3 separate regions of the Homo sapiens genome follow, and all the other regions are linked to region 3. A link is an interaction called in ENCODE POLR2A ChIA-PET data of the cell type or tissue named here. Cell type or tissue: PC-9. All regions are shown on one strand. Each heading gives the region's core, and the rest is flanking DNA. Links, peaks and the distances in the headings are about the cores only.

Region 1 (5,332 bases), core at 81-5,080, 600 kb before region 3:
CACAAGCAAGAGAGATCCTGCCCTGAAACTCACTGTTGTTTTAGGCTTTCGGCGGACCCTGCTATAAATATGCAGATTTTATGCCCAGTCTGTGACCAGGGCCGAACCTCTTTCCTGAGGGGCTGGGGGACTCCTTCGAGGAGCAAGAACAGCCCGGCTGTCCACAGAGGAGCCCGTTTTCAGGGGTGGGATCACAGGTCAGGTGCTCTCTCAGCACAACTCCAGGACCCGGGCAAGCCATGACACTCATCTCACTAGGAGGCAGAGCGCCAGAGCGGCCGCAGGTCACTCGTCTCTGCCACTTGCTCTCCGAGTGCTCCAGAGTCAAGGACTGCGGCCTGGCCAAGGGGACAGTGGCCTGTGGCCTCTGACTCTGAGCTTGGAGAAGGCTTGCTGCTCCAACATCACGTGGACAGAGGCAAGGAGGCACGTGGGATTGGGAATGGGGATAGAGACCAGCCTGCCCCAGGAGCAGGTGGGTCCACCAGAAATGCTCATGCATTTGCTGACCAGGACTTCCATCCTGAGGTGTGTGCAGAGTGATCCAAAGCCCCCTCGTCCGTGCCGTGACTCTGGGCCCTGGAGCCCACCCCCTTTCTTTAGAAAAGCCTGTTCTGTAGGCATCTGTCCTGAGAGCACCCGATGGCACTGTAGGATGCTGAGAGCAGCTGAGGCAGGAGGGCCGGCGGCTGTTCCCTCCCAGAGTCCCATCTCAGGTGGACGCCGGTCCACGACTTCCAGCCCAAGGGCTAATGTGTCTTCTCCAGTCCACGTGGCAGGTGTTGCCAGGGGAGCGGGCAGTGCAGCTGTTGGACAGCAGGGGGTGTTTCTTCAACCCAGGCTGCCCTCCTTCTCCTGTCACAACAGGGCCCCATTCATTCTGGAACCTGCAGACCAACTCCATCCGCCCATCCTCACAGTGTGCCGAGCGCCAGGTCCAGAAGCACGCACCTACCTGGGGGCCTCTTCCTCCTTTCTGGCGGGGGTCCGCTTTGGCCCCTGATGCTAACCTCGCCCCGTGTGCCGTGCAGCTGGAGTCAAACGGAGGCGCAGAGACGCCATGGAGGGTGACAAGCCACACAGCAGGGTTCGAGGCAGCCACTCCCCACTCCCCACTCCCGCGGCATCTGTGCCCCACCCGGGTGCCAAGCCACTGTGCCATGCATCCCCCCACCCCCAACCTGCTGCAGGTGTGTGGGCCTTTGCCTCTTTTCCCAGGGGAACCAAAAACCCTGGGATCCAGAGGGTCATTGCCCAGATCTCTGGAGAGCAACTCCAGGGGCCTGGTCTCCAGGGGAGAAGAGGGAGTGGGGAGAGGCCTTTGGCCAGGCATGTGGCCCTCAGTGTCCTGAGCAGGTCGGGCAGCTGATAAGTGTGTGGCTGGCGTAGCTCCTGCAGAGCCAGGCTCCCTGGAGGAGCGTGTGGCCTCCTTCCCAGCTGTCCGCCCTCCTGCCAAGACATGCAGGGAGCAGCCCTGAGACACGGGTCTCAGGCAAAGTGAGTGGCAGGCAGTGCTGTTCCCCGGGGACATGGCGGTGACCTGCTGGTCTATGGCCCTGAGATGCTAGGGTGCCCACCTGGAGCTGTAAGCTGGCCTGGCAGACCTGGGAAGGCCCCATGGGCCCCTTTTGAAAGTTCCCTTTTCATGAATTTTACCCAGAATCTCCCCTGCACACTGGCCCCTGCTGCTTTTTGCTGTCCCCAGACAGTGCCAACAGAGACCACGAGTCGTCTAAACACCAGCCCAGGCACTCAGCACTCAGTGCAGAGTCCTGGCCCAAGGGGCATGAGGCCAGCATTCCTCACTTTAGGACCAGGAAACAGTTCCCATGCCTCCGAAACAGCGGAGACAGCTGCCACTTCCTGTCGCCCCAGCTCAGCCGCTGCCTGTCACTTTCCTTCCGGGGCCTCAGGGCGTTCTCCTGCGTTTACTCTTCTGAAAGGCAGGAGAAGGGTGGGGTGTGGAGATACCCAGAGGCTGTCCAGCTCTCAGGCCACTGCCTGGCCCTGGCTCTCACCGTCTCAGCCTCCTAGTGGCCTCCTCGGCACCCACCAGCCTGCAGCCACCTGTGCTTGGGGTTCTTGGCACCTCCCCTTCCTGTGGGCTGAGCTCAGATGGGCTCTGGTCGGGAGCCGGCCCAGGAGGAAGGCCATGCGTCTCTGGGTCTCTTCTCGCCCAAGTGAGGCCTGTGTGCCCGCCTTCCGTGATGCAGCCTCCGGTAGGGACAGACCCACGTCTCTCAAAGCCTTATGCCCACGATGTGTTTCCCTTGAATTCCCTTCCTTGGGGCTCCAGCTTGCACCCCACTACTAGGTGACTCCTCTCAAGGGCTGGGATGGGGCCCACATTGGGCAACACTGACAGGCTGTAGCAGACAGGCCTGGGCAGGCTCAGCAGCAGCAGGGGACCTGCCAGTGCCGTTGGGGGAGTAGCCACAGGCGCCCAGAGGAGGTGCTGGCATGAAACAAGGGGTCAGCCTGTGGTCGGCGCCCAGGCCCCCGAGGGCCCACCTCTCCTCTGCTCCAAAGGCCAGCAGGCGGGGCCTGAAGGATCTGGGGTTTCCTGCTGGCCCTGCCTCACCAGGCTGAGTGATGGGTGGCAGGACTGCCCAGAGCCCTGGAGCATGCAATGTCCAGTACCCTCCCCTCTTGTGCATCTGCCCAGTGGGGGCTCCAGGCTCCATGTGCCAGTGAGGTGGGGAAGGCAGCTGGACATAGCAGGCCCGGAGTGTCCCCCTGTGGAGGGACCGTGGGAACCAGATCACGTGGGCCTCCCTCCCCCTGTACCCCATTGCTCTCCTGTTGTCACACTCAGTCCCACAAAGGCAGCCCCGGGGCCACGGTGACCCCCCAGGGCTGAGCTCCAGGAGCTCAGGGGTGGGGGTGTCCATTAGGAGACTTTAGCAGGTGAGGGTTGACGCAGGCTGGGGAGACACGGGTGGGCGTGGCCTGTGAGCCTCCCAGGCGTGGGGACCCTGGAAAGGTGCACGCAGCTTCTGGAGATTCGGGGTGGGGGGAGTCAAGTCACATTCACTGTCACCGTCTGCACTAAAGGCCTGGGTGCCGTGCTGACAGTGGTGGGAAAAGCCTTGTTCCCAAGAGACTTGGAAATAACTAGATGCATTTGAGAAGGGTTGATCTTGGGTGCGTGAGGACCCCTGTGGCAGCCAGAGGGGGTTCAGCAGAACAAGGGCCCTTGACACAGCAGGGGTGAACCACACAGAGCAGCGGAGGCCACAGGGAGACGGAAGGGCCTCTGTGCCACAGAATGGACTTGAGGCCTGAGCTGCCATCAGGGCCAGGCCCTCCCCAGCCCCAAGGCAGGCTCTGGAGAACCAGGGAAGGCGTGGGCTCACCGTCTGGCCCTTCCCAAAGCCCTAGGAAGCCACGTAGGTGTGCCCAGGGGCACCCAGAGAGCCCGGAGCAGCCTGGAGAATGAGCCACCAGAGGCCAACTTGGTCAAGAGCTGAGCTGAGGCTCAGGTGCAGGAGAAGAAACTCACAGGGTGGCCAGAAAGCTGGGGACCAGCTCCGTCCTCTTTGTGCTCAGAGTTCTCATGCCCCCAGGCTGAGACGGGAGTGAGGGCCGCACCTTCCCTGCAATAGGACAGGCTATGTCCTCCCTGAGATTCCACCAGCTTCAAACCTCCAAGCCGGGCTTGGTGGCCCACACCTGTAATCCCAGCACTTTGGGAGGCCGAGGTGGGTGGATCACGAGGTCAGGAGATCGAGACCATCCTGGTTAACATGGTGAAACCCCGTCTCTATTAAAAATACAAAAAACTTAGCGGGGCGTGGTGGCGGGCGCCTGTAGTCCCATCTACTCGGGAGGCTGAGGCAGGAGAATGGCGTGAACCCGGGAGGCGGAGCTTGCAGTGAGCTGAGATCACGCCACTGCACTCCAGCCTGGGCGACAGAGTGAGACTCCGTCTCAAAAATAAAAATAAAAATTTAAAAAACCCTCCAAGTATGGTGCAGCCGCCTGAGGGGACGGAGCCCAGCCTGGGTGGCCCTGCCTCAGCACACACCAGGACCTGGGAGGGGTTAAGCCTGGGAGGGGCAAGCAGGCCCCAGTCCCCCTCCCCTGGTTAATCACTGCAAGGCCTTGGATGTTTCAGGAACTTTCCAGAAGCTCAGTTCGGGGCCAGAGCACAAGCAGCCCGTGGGGGAGGGGTGCAGGACCCAAGAGGCGCGTTCCTCACGCTGTGCCCGGCAAACTGTGTGTCCACATGGTTTCCCTGCGGCCCAGTCAGCCCAACGCAGAAAGAGAAATCCCGGCCAGGCTCGGCAAAACAGGTCAGGCGAGAAGGCGGGGCAGAGAGTGGTGGAGGCCAAGAGCGTTTTTACACACCAGTTACTGGGTTGACCTCAGATTAGCATCAGGTAGAAGAATCCGGGGTCACAGGGAGTCACGCCTGGGGCAGCCGCCTTGACACATCCAGCTCCGTGCCTCTGACCTAGGACTGGCTGGGCTGGGGCTGTCCGCTGCCCTGGGGTCCTGGGCTCATGGCCAGTTCCCTGCCACCATCACTGAGGAGGGCTCCGCAGGAAAAGGACCAGTGAAGAAACCAGAGCCTGTAAAGTGGATATTCTGAGCTAGGGGCCGGCCTGCCCTGGGGAGGGGGCCAGCTCACCCTCCCTGCCCCTCCCTGCCCCTCCCTGCCCCGGGGACTGTGACCCACTCACACCTCCCTGCTTCGCCCCGGGATACAGCCAGGGTCCTCCCAGCAGGGCCAGCTCAGGCCTCCCAGGCAAAGGGGCAGGCCCTTCACCCCCCTCCCTCAGCTCACTTTTTCTGAAAATCCCCACAGGCTTTGTCTGAGGAGGATCAAGCCGGGCAAAGCCCCCAGAATCCCTGAGCATTACAGAGGGACAACCAAGGCCTCTGGGTTTGAGGAGATGCCTCAGGGTCACAGTGGAGCACTAGGGCCTGGTCAGAGGACCAGCTTCCCCGCAGGAAGCCCTTTCCACGGGATACCCCACCCTCTGCCAGCCAGTGTGGGGGGTGGGGGGAGGGAGTGGGGATGGGGGCGTTGGCCGGGACCAGGAGGTCAGGCAGGCTTATTGTTGAGAGATAAAGGGTGGTAGCCTTTGTGTGAAGAGGAGGAATTCCTCTGGGGGTTGGAAACAAAGGGAGCAGGCAGCGTCCAGGGCCCCCCAGGACCCCAGCAGGGGGCCAGGGACTGTGTGACCCCAACGGGGCTGCAGGAAAAGGAAGACTGGTTCCGGGTGTCTTGAGACCCCAAGAGTGGATCGGAGTGGAAGAAGCTGAGATGGGAAGAGGGGCCCAGGGCCAGGGCTGGGAGTGTGTGGCTGCCCCCATGGGCACTGCG
Region 2 (5,332 bases), core at 265-5,264, 120 kb before region 3:
ATTGTGAAAACGTTTTTCTGGGGTATTGAATCTAGAATGAAGTATACTAGACGTTAGAAGTATAAAGAATTGTATTTCTTTTCTTTTTTTTTTTTTTTTTGAGACGGAGTCTTGCTCTGTCACCCAGGCTGGAGTGCAGTGGCGCGATCTGCTCACCACAAGCTCTGCCTCCTGGGTTCACGCCATTCTCCTACCTCAGCCTCCCAAGTAGCTGGGACTACAGGCGCCCTCCACCACGCCTGGCTAATGTTTTGTATTTTTAGTAGAGATGGGGTTTCACCGTGTTAGCCAGGATGGTCTCAATCTCCTGACTTAAAAGTTGAGAACATATTGGGTGGAGCCTTTTCTGCCAAGTGAAAGTTATGGGAAAATGCAGGACAGGGTTATCCTATTTTAGGAAAATCTAGATTAGGCTTAGTTACTTTACTAAAAGCGGACAAATCCCAGTAGACTGAGCCTTTATGGTGTTTTGTCCTGTATCAGTGGAAATCTTTTTTAGACAATGGCTTGTGACAGTTTTCATCTGCATAATGGTTGAAGAGGATGTTTAATGTAACACTCGTGGTAACCTCACAGAAAATAGTTATAGAATTTATGAAAAAGGAAATAAGGGAGGCCGGGTGTGGTGGTGCACACCTGTAATCCCAGCACTTTGGGAGGCCCAGGTGGGTGGATAACTTGAGGTCAGGAGTTCGAGACCAGCCTGGCCAACGTGGTGAAATCCCATCTCTACTAAAAATACTAAAAATTAGCCAGGCGTGGTGGCAGGCACTTGTAATCCCAGATACTCAGGAGGCTGAGACAGGAGAATCACTTGAACCGGGGAGGCAGAGGTTGCAGTGAGCCGAGATCACGCCATTGCACTCCAGCCTGGGCAACAAGAGCTGAAAAAAAAAAAAGAAATAAAAAAGGAAATAAGGGAATTGAAATGTTTCACTATAAAAAATCAGCTAGGCCAGGGTTGGTGGCTCATGCCTATAATCCCAGCACTTTAGGAGGCTGAGGCAGGTGGATCACCTGAGGTAGGCGTTTAAGACCAGATTGACTAACATGTTGAAACCCCGTCTCTACTAAAAATACAAAAATTAGCTGGGCTTGGTGGTGCACGCCTGTAATCCCAGCTGCTCAGGAGGCTGAGACAGGAGAATCGCCTGAACCTGGGAGGCGGAGGTTGCAGTGAGTGGAGGTTGCAGTGAGCCGAGATTGCGCCACTGCACTCCACCCTGGGCAACGGAAAAAGACTGTCTCAAAAAAAAGAAAATTAGCTGGGTATGGTGGTGGGCGCCTGTGATTCCAGCTACTCAGGAGGCTGAGGCAGGAGAATCACTTGAACTCAAGAGGCAGAGGTTGCAGTGAGCCAAGATTGCGCCATTGTACTCCAGCCTGGGCCACAAGATTGAAACTTCATCTCGGGGAAAAAAAAAATGAGCTAAATACAAGAGATGGTAATGCAGGAAATGAGAGAGAAAGAAGCTATAGAATGCACCATCAGTCTTTGCTGAGAGGAGAAGCTAGGACACTTATGCGCATGTTCCTGTCTGCCTTCCTTCCCGTCCCGCGGATGGTTGGAGCAGGTCTTTGTTTGCTGCAGAGCATGCCATGTCATCCTCCTTGTCTAAAGCAGGGGCCTGTGCTGTTGGCCAGGCATGATAACTCACCTTCACGATGGCTTTCATCAGCATAAACATCAAGTTGTCTTAGAAAGTAATGCCCTTTGTCCAGTAGTCTTCCAGATCTGCCAACCTTTTTAGGCTTGCCGTGGGGGAAAAAAAAAAAAAAAAAAAAAAAAAATATATATATATATATGTACACTTTAATATGCATATATGCACACACACGTTATTAAATTAGGATGGGGTCTCGCTGTGTTGGCCAGGCTGATCTCGAATTCCTAGGCTAAAGAGATCTTCCTGCCTTGGTCTCCTGAAGTGCACAGATTATAGGTGTGAGCCACTGTGCCCAGCTGAAAATATTTTTTCAAAACCCTACTAAATTTTACCATTAAAGACCTTTATTGCTTTTAATTTTAATTTCTTTTTTAAGTTTAAATTTTTACTTTTTTTTTGAGACGAAGTCTTGCTCTTCGTCACGCAATGGCACGATCTTGGCTCACTGCAACCTCTGCCTCCTGGGTTCAAGCGATTCTCCTGCCTCAGCCTCCCGGGTAGCTGGGATTACAGGTGCCCGCCACCACGCCCAGCTAATTTTTGTATTTTTAGTAGAGACGGGGTTTCACCATGTTGGCCAGGCTGGTCTCGAACTCCTGACCTCAGGTGATCTGCCCGCATTGGCCTCCCAAAGTGCTGGGATTACAGGCAGGAGCCACTGTGCCCAGCCTAATCTCTTTTTTTGAGACAGGGTCTCACTTTGTCACCAATGCTGGAGTGCAGTGGCACCATCTTGGCTCACTGTAGCCTCGACCTCCCTGGTTTAAGTGATCCTCGTGCCTCAGCTCCCCAAGTAGCTGAGACCATAGGCGTACGCCACCATGCCTGGCTAACTTGTATTTTTAGTAGAGATGGGGTTTCCCCATGTTGCCCACTGGTCTTGAACTTCTGAGCTCAAGTGATCCACCGCCTTGGCCTCCCAAAGTGCTACAATTACAGACGTGAGCCACTGTGTCTGGCCATTTTTAAACGTTTTTTAGGGAAAGTAAGTAATAGCTGGCGTTGTGGCTCACACCTGTAATCCCAGCACAGTGGCAGGATCACTTGAGCCCCGGAGCTCGAGATCAGCCTGGGAAATATGACACTCCGTCACTACAAAAAAAAAAATTAACCTGGTGTGGTGGTGCAAGCCTGTGGTTCCAGCTCTCGGGAGGCTGAGGTCAGAGGATCACTTGAACCTTGGATGTCAAGGCTGCAGTAAGCTGTGATTTTGCCACTGCACTCCAGCCTGGGTGACAGCAAGACCCTGTCTCAAAAAAGCAAAAAAAAAGTAACAATTAGAAAATTTCCTGTGATTCTTTTAAATTGTAGGACTCTTGAAGACTGTCTAATGTTTGTATATAGATCCTGGAACAAAGTAACATCTTTTTTTTTTTTTTTTCCCCAAAGTAACATCTTTTTTAAAGAACACAGTTCATTCATGGTTCATGGTGGGTTTTTCTCTGTTTTAAGTCTGAAGAGACAAAAAGTGTTTTACATATACTCTATAAATAGTGATTAGGAATTAAAGTTGTTTTCTGAGTGAAACTAAGAGTTGAGAGGACAGTACTCTTAAAATATCTCCCCATATGTTGATGAATCTCACCCCTCGGCATCATATTCTAGAAGGATTGAGCTGGGTATTGAAAGGTGAAGAGTGAGGTTTGGCTTTAATTTTCAGTGACCCAGATGCTAAAAGACCACAGATGGAAGCCGTAGTATTAGATCAGGACCTCACTAGGCTGTGCAGTAACCATCATGTTTTGTTTGCAACAGATAATTCGTGTCCAGTCCCCGGATGGAGTGAAGCGGATCACAGCAACAAAGAGAGAAACAGCAGCAACATTTTTGAAAAAGGTATCTGTGGCCTGGGTATTGACCCTCAGGATATTTTTCATCCTCTACTCTTACTGCCATCGATACCTTTTCTCTTTTCCTCGTTTTCTTATTTTCCCTATTCCCAAATTGCCTCTTGCATTGCCTTTCTCTATCACAGTTGGGTTGGATTGCTATAGGATGAGATGTTTGTCACAGCTGATCACTGCTCAAAATTATAGGACCAAGAGCCCAAAGGTAAGTGTAAAAATATTTCACGGCTGGGCGTGGTGGCTCACACCTGTAATCCCAGCACTTCGGGAGACCAAGGCGGGTGGATCACGAAGTGAGGAGTTCAAGACCAGCCTGGCCAAGATGGTGAAACCCCGTCTACTAAAAATACAAAAATTAGTCGGGCGTGGTGGTAGGTGCCTGTAATCCCAGCTACTTGGGAAGCTGAGGCAAGAGAATTGCTTGACTCAGAAGGCAGAGTTTACAGTGAGTCGAGGTGGTGCCACTGCACTCCAACCTGGGCAACAGAGTGAGACTCCATCTCAAAAAAAAAAAAAAAAAAGTATTTCATAAGAGTGGCCAGGCGCAGTGGCTGACGCCTGTAATCGCAGCACTTTGGGAGGCCGAGGCGGGCGGATCACAAGGTCAGGAGATTGAGACCATCCTGGCTAACATGGTGAAACCCTATCTCTAGTAAAAATACAAAAAATTAGCCGGGTGTGGTGGCGGGCACCTGTAGTCCCAGCTGCTGGTGAGGCTGAGGCAGGAGAATGATGTGAACCCAGGAGGCGGAGCTTGCAGTGAGCTGAGATCGCGCCACTGCACTCCAGCCTGGGCGACAGAGTGAGACTGTCTCAAAAAAAAAAAAAAGTATGAATTGTAGATATGACTACAGTTGACTCAAAGAATCATCCCTGGCTCCTCCCTGGTCTCCTGACCTGCATTGTGTCCAGGATTCCCATGACAGTTTTTCTTTTTTTAACCAATCACAAAATATTTCATTTACTGTGATAGTTGCATATTATGTACTTCTTAGCTTATCTTCACAGTTTCTTCCTTATTTACTTTTCCCATGGATTCCCCCAGACTATTTCTGTCTGGTGTTGTTTCTCTTCAGACTGAAAAACATCCATTAGCCTTTGTTGTAGGTAGGTTTGTTGGTCACAGACCTTTGGGTTTTTTTGACCTGAAAATGTTTTCGTTTTGCCCTGTGTTTATATGAGGGTTATTTTCTTTTTTTTTGAGATGGCATCTCACTCTGTTGCCCAGGCTGGAGTGCAGTGGCATGATCTCGGCTCACTGCAACCTCTGCCTCCTGGGTTCAAGCAATCCTCTGCCTAAGCCTCTCGAGTAGCTAGGATTACAGGCACCCGCCACCATACCTGACTAATTTTTTGTATTTTTAGTAGAGACGGGGTTTCACTATCTTCACCATGCTGGTCTTGAACTCCCGACCTCGTGATCCACCCGCTTCAGTGTGAGCCACCGTGCCCAGCCATGAAGGATATATTTTCTTTTTCTTTTTTTTTTCTTTTTTTTTTTATGAGAGGGAGTCTCGCTCTGTCTCCAAGGCTGGAATGCAGTGGCATGATCTTGGCTCACTGCAAGCTCCGCCTCCCGGGTTCACGCCACTCTCCTGCCTCAGCCTCCCGAGTAGCTGGACTACAGGCGCCCACCACCATGCCTGGCTAATTTTTTGTATTTTTAGTAGAGACGGGATTTCACCATGTTAGCCAGGATGGTCTTCATCTCCTGACCTCGTGATCTGCCCGCCTTGGCCTCCCAAGGATATTTTCATTCAATACAAATTTCTTTTTTTGAGATGGAGTCTTTTTCTGTCGCCCAGGCTGGAATGTGGT
Region 3 (5,332 bases), core at 277-5,276:
GCTCAGCTTGGCTTCGTGGGCTGGTGAGAAAACGGCTTAACAATAAACTGAGCAGTTCGATTTCTTCCAAATCGAAAGTGCAAGAACAAGGCAGCCTAGTGGGTTTGGGTGTTGGAGATAACTGAAGCAACATCATAAGCAGGCTGGGAGGGAAGTCCTGAGACGGCTTTTTCCATTATTTAGGAAAAACTAGATGACTTGACATCTTGGGTAAATATTTGGCATAAAATAACCACCTGAATCAGCAGGGGCCTGCCTTAGTTTCCCCCCAGCCCTCAGGTGGACGTGTGATATGAGATAGTTTTACTTTGTGTAAAGAGCGCAGCAGTCATGGAGTTGGCTAGTTACTGAATCCTGGAACTCAGTATCTACCAATAACGAGGGCCTCACCTGGTGTAAGAGGCTCAGCCAGTGCCCTTTGTACTTCAGCTTTTCTCCCCGCAGGTGCCAGGGGAGAGCCTCTGTAGATGGGATTGGGAGTCCAATGCATAGCTCCTCTGAACTGCTTACAGCTGCAGAAGTCATTTGGAGGTTGGGACAGGGAAGGAAGATCTCTACCAGTTGAAAAGAGATTTGGAACTATTTCATGTTAAGTCGGGTCAAGGGATCGTTCTGCTGTTGGAAGAGATTTTACTCAAGCAGAGGTGGTGGTGCTTCCTAGCTCCCCCTCCCATATGGGGATGGGGGAGAGGAGGCTCAAGCTTGGTGGGGGTCGGGGTGGAGGCAAACATAAATTGCAGAGAGCTTACTGAGCTCCAGGCTCCCACCCTACCTTGTTCTGTGACCTCACATCACAGCATGACTCTTCTCAGCGACTCTGATACCTGCAAAAGATAGAAATTCTCTTTGTCCTGTGAAGCATTGCACTTACAGGACAAACTGTGAGATGCTCATGGACACTGGGCATCAGCAAATGCACATTAAAACAAATTAGATGCCAGTTTGTGGCTATCAGATGAGCAGAAATCAGGAGATGGGTAGTTCTGAGCACTGGCCAGGGCATGGGGACCAGGGACAGTCACGCACTCTCGAAGCGTTGAAAGCTGCAGCTCTTCCGGAACTGCCCAGTGCAGGTTCCCTGGGCAACTTGGCAAGACCTTGTCTCTACAAATTTTTTTTTTTGAAACGCAGTTTCCCTCTGTTGCCCAAGCTGGAGTCCAATGGTGTGATCTTGGCTCACACCACAACCTCCGCCTCCTGGGTTCAAGCGATTGTCTTGCCTCAGCCTCCCGAGTAGCTGGGATTACAGGCATGCGCCACCACACCTAGCTAATTTTGTATTTTTAGTAGAGGCGGGGTTTCTCCATGTTGCTCGGGCTGATCTTGAACTCCCAACCGCAGGTGATTTGCTTGCCTTGGCCTCCCAAAGTGCTGGGATTACAGACGTGAGCCACCGCACCCAGCCAATTTTTTTTTTTTTTTTTTTGACATGGGGTCTTGCTCTGTCACCTAGGCTGGAGTGCAGTGGTGTGATCTCAGCTCACTGCAAGCTCCACCTCCCGGGTTCATGCCATTCTCCTGCCTCAGCCTCCCCAGCAGCTGGTACTACAAGTGCCCACCACCACACCTAGCTAATCTTTTCATATTTTTTAGTAGAGACGGGGTTTCACCGTGTTAGCCAGGATGGTCTCAATCTCCTGACCTCGTGATCTGCCCGCCTCAGCCTCCCAAGGTGCTGGGATTACATGTGTGAGCCAGCATGCCTGGCCCCAATTTTTTTTTTATTAGCTGAGCATGGTGGTGGCCTGCCTGTGGTCCCAGCTACTCAGGAGGCTGAGGAGAAAGGATCTCTTGATAGGAGTTTGAGGTTTGAGACTGCAGTGAGCTGTGATTGAGCCACTGCACTCTAGTCTGGGTGACACAGTGAGACCCTATCTCAAAAACAAACAAAAAAACCCCAAACCCCACAAAATTATGTCTGATAAGGATCTAGTATCCACAATATGTAAAGAACGCCTACAAATCAACAACAAAAAGAACCCAATTTAAAAATGAGCAAAGGACTTTATTTTCTCCCAAGCAGATATACACATGGCCAACCGGGAGATGAAAAAGATACTCAACATCATCAGGGGATCATTAGGGAAGTGCAAATCAAAATAACAGTGAGATATCACTTCACATCCAGTAGGATGGCCACAAAAAATAAAAAAAAAAAAAAAGGAAAATAGTGACAGTGAGGGCATGATGGCTCACACCTGTAATCCCAACACTTTGGGAGCCTTAGGCAGGCAGATCGCTTGAGCCCAGGAGTCCAAAACCAGCCTGGGCAACATGGCAAAATCCCACAACAAAAGATACAAAAAATTAGCCTGTCCTGGTGGCACACGCTTGTAGTAACCCAGCTACTCAGAAGGGTGAGGTGGGAGGATCACTTGAACCTGGGGAGATTGAGGTTGCAGTCAGCTGTGATTGAGCCACTGCACTCCAGCCTGGATGACAGAGCAAGACCCTGTCTCAAAAAAAAAAAAACAAAAAAAAAAACTGCTGGGAGCAGTGGCTCACACCTGTAATCCCAGCACTTTGGGAGGCTGAGGCTGGCAGATCACGAGGTCAGGAGAACAAGACCATCCTGGCTCTGTCATCCAGGCTGGAGTGCAGTGGTGCAATCTCAGCTCACTGCAGCATCTGCCTCCTGGGTTCAAGCGATTCTCTTGCCTCAGCTTCTCAAGTAGCTGGGATTATAGGTGTGTGCCACCACACCCAGCTGATTTTTGTATTTTTAATACAAACAGAATTTCGATACGTTGGCCAGGCTGGTCTTGAACTCCTGACCTCAGGTGATCCACCCTCCTTGGCCTCCTAAAGTGCTGGGATTACAGGCGTGAGCCACCGCACCCAGCCAATTGTACACTTTTTTTTGAGACAGAGTCTTGCTCTGTTGCCAGGCTGGAGTGCAGTGGTGTGATCTCGGCTCACTGCAACCTCTGGCCCCTGGGTTCAAGCGATTCTCCTGCCTCAGCCTCCCGAGTAGCTGGGACTACAGGCGTGTGCCTGTGTACCTGGTTAATTTTTGTATTTTTAGTAGAGACGGGGTTTCACCATGTTGGCCGGAATGGTCTTGATCCCCTGACCTCAGGTGATCTGCCTGCCTCGGCCTCCCAAAGTGCTGGGATCACAGGTGTGAGCCACTGCGCCTGGCCTGTACACTTTTAAACGATTAAAATGGTAACTTTTATGTTCCATATTTCTTTTTCTTTTTCTTTCTTTTTTTTTTCTTTTTTGAGATGGAGTGTCGCTCTTGTTGCCCAATTGGAGTGCAATGGCGCAATCTCAGCTCACCACAACCTCCACCTCCTGGGTTCAAGCGATTCTCCTGCCTCAGCCTCCCAAGTAGCTGGGATTACAGGCATGCGCCACCGCGCCCAGCTAATTTTGTATTTTCGGTAGAGATGGGGTTTCTCCATGTTGGTCAGTCTGGTCTCAAACTCCTGACCTCAGGTGATCCGTCCACCTCGGCCTCCCAAAGTGCTGGGATTACAGGCATGAGCCACCGCGCCCGGCTGCAACAGCAATATATTGACTCAGAGGAGGACAGGTGCTGCTGAAAGGGGCTGAGAGAATCTGATCCTGGCTCAGCACAGCTGGGGATTGGCCTCCTCCATGGCCTTTTGTTTGTTTGCTTTTGTGTTTTTTTTGGAGACAGCATCTCACTATGTTGCCCAGGCTGAACTCCTGGACTCAATGGTCCTCCTGCTTAGGCCTCCCAAAGTGCTGGGATTACAGGCATGAGCCACTGCACCCAGCCTAGGACTCTTTTTGAAAAAACAACCACAAGCTGGGCGCGGTGGCTCATTCCTGTAATCCCACCACTTTGGGAAGCCGAGACGGGCGGATCACGAGGTCAGGAGTTCAAGACCAGCCTGGCCAACATGGTGAAACCCATCTCTACTAAAAATACAAAAATTAGCCAGGCATGGTGGCGTGCGCCTGTAATCCCAGCTATTCCAGAGGCTGAGGCAGGAGAATTGCTTGAACCCACATGGCAGAGGTTGCAGTGAGCCGAGATTGAGCCACTGCACTCCAGCCTGGGTGACAGAGCAAGACTCTATCTCAAAAAAAAAAAAAAAAAAAAAAAAATCACAGTATCATGCCCCCACCCACCAATTATTGATCGATACTTAGTATCATCTAATGTCCAAATTTCCTTGGTTGTCTTAAATTTTTTGTTGTTGTTTTGTTTGTCTGTTTTTTTGGGGGGACAGGGTCTTGCTTTGTTGCCCAGGCTAGAGTGCAGTGGCACAATCACAGCTCACTGCAGCCTCGACTTCCTAGGCTCAAGCAATCCTCCCACCTCAGCCGCTTGAGTAGCTGGGACTACAGGCGTGCACCACCATGCCCAGATAATTTTTAAACTTTCTGTAGAGATGGGGTCTCCCTATGTTGCTTAGGCTGGTCTCAAGCTCCTGGTCTCAAGAGATCCTCTCACCTCAGCCTCCTAAAATGTGGCGATTACAGGTGTGAGCCACCATGCCCAGCCTTAAATTTCTTTCTTTTTTTTTTTTGAGACGGAGTCTCACTCTGTCACCCGGGCTGGAGTGCAGTGGTGTGATCTCGGCTCGCTGCAAGCTCCGCCTCCTGGGTTCATGCCATTCTCCTGCCTCAGCCTCCCGAGTAGCTGGGACTACAGGCGCCCACCACCACGCCCGGCTGGTGTATTTTTAGTAGAGACGGGGTATTTTTTTTGTATTTTTTTGTATTTTTTTTGTATTTTTAGTAGAGACGGGGTTTCACCGTGTTGGCCAGGATGGTCTCGATCTCCTGACCTCGTGATCCACCCGCCTCGGCCCCCCAAAGTGCTGGGATTACAGGCGTGAGCCACCGCGACCCACCTAAATTTCTTTTAACGGTTGGTTTCCAATCATTGCACTTGGCCACTATGTCTCTTAAATCTCTTTTAACCGCGGGATTTACCCTCTTTCATTTTTCTCCTTTCAGGTTATTTGTGGAAGAAGGCAGGTCTTTTGTTCCAAAGGGTTCCACCTGTCTGGATTTTGCTGATTTCGTCCTTGTGGTTGATGTGGCACGTTCCTCAACCCTTATATTTCCTATAGTCAGTTAGCTCTAGGTGTAAATGTCCAAACTGGTCTGTTTAATCTCATTCAGGTTGATTTTTTTAGCAAGAAGATGACCACAGGGTGGGTGCAACTTCATGGAGAGGGAAAGAGTCCCACAGAGCCTGATGTTGTGATATTAGCAGCCATTGGAAATCCCTGCCAGGACCTGCTATTTCATTAGTGGTTACAAATTATTCTCCCCCTCCACTCCCCTCCCCTCCCTCTTTTCTCCTCTCCTCCTCTCCCTCCCTCCCTCCTTCTCTCCTTCCCTCCTT

The links. ChIA-PET counts read pairs that join two places held together with the same protein. Peaks named below come from ENCODE experiments on the same cell type or tissue, not always from the same donor. Only the 100,000 strongest peaks of a DNase experiment are listed, where the experiment ranks them.
Region 1: POLR2A ChIA-PET joins it to region 3 with 6 read pairs; 1 of 35 experiments calls an interaction of 5 or more read pairs at or near these places.
Region 2: POLR2A ChIA-PET joins it to region 3 with 14 read pairs; 9 of 35 experiments call an interaction of 5 or more read pairs at or near these places.

Annotation. Positions count from the first base shown.
Region 1 is chr17:82,103,157-82,108,488 of GRCh38, reverse strand. All of the region lies in intron 18 of CCDC57 (coiled-coil domain containing 57), which reads left to right. Among named protein-coding and RNA genes, the nearest start is that of FASN, 7.6 kb to the right of the region's middle. RefSeq lists enhancers at 55-968, 1,478-1,867, 2,098-2,427, 2,468-2,517, 2,799-3,712 and 1 more. In PC-9, for the core only: CTCF peaks have their summits at 1,831 and 2,031 (motif pointing left); DNase peaks (open chromatin) are centred at 1,988 and 4,328; H3K4me3 peaks cover 1,229 bases; H3K27ac peaks cover 3,690 bases.
Region 2 is chr17:81,627,896-81,633,227 of GRCh38, reverse strand. It overlaps NPLOC4 (NPL4 homolog, ubiquitin recognition factor), which reads left to right. Exons shown (of 17, transcript NM_017921.4): 2 at 3,423-3,503. Among named protein-coding and RNA genes, the nearest start is that of NPLOC4, 6.6 kb to the left of the region's middle. In PC-9, for the core only: no CTCF peak of the experiment used is centred there; no DNase peak of the experiment used is centred there.
Region 3 is chr17:81,504,543-81,509,874 of GRCh38, reverse strand. No RefSeq gene overlaps it. Among named protein-coding and RNA genes, the nearest start is that of ACTG1, 5.6 kb to the left of the region's middle. In PC-9, for the core only: no CTCF peak of the experiment used is centred there; DNase peaks (open chromatin) are centred at 1,074, 2,264 and 3,594; H3K4me3 peaks cover 570 bases; H3K27ac peaks cover 660 bases.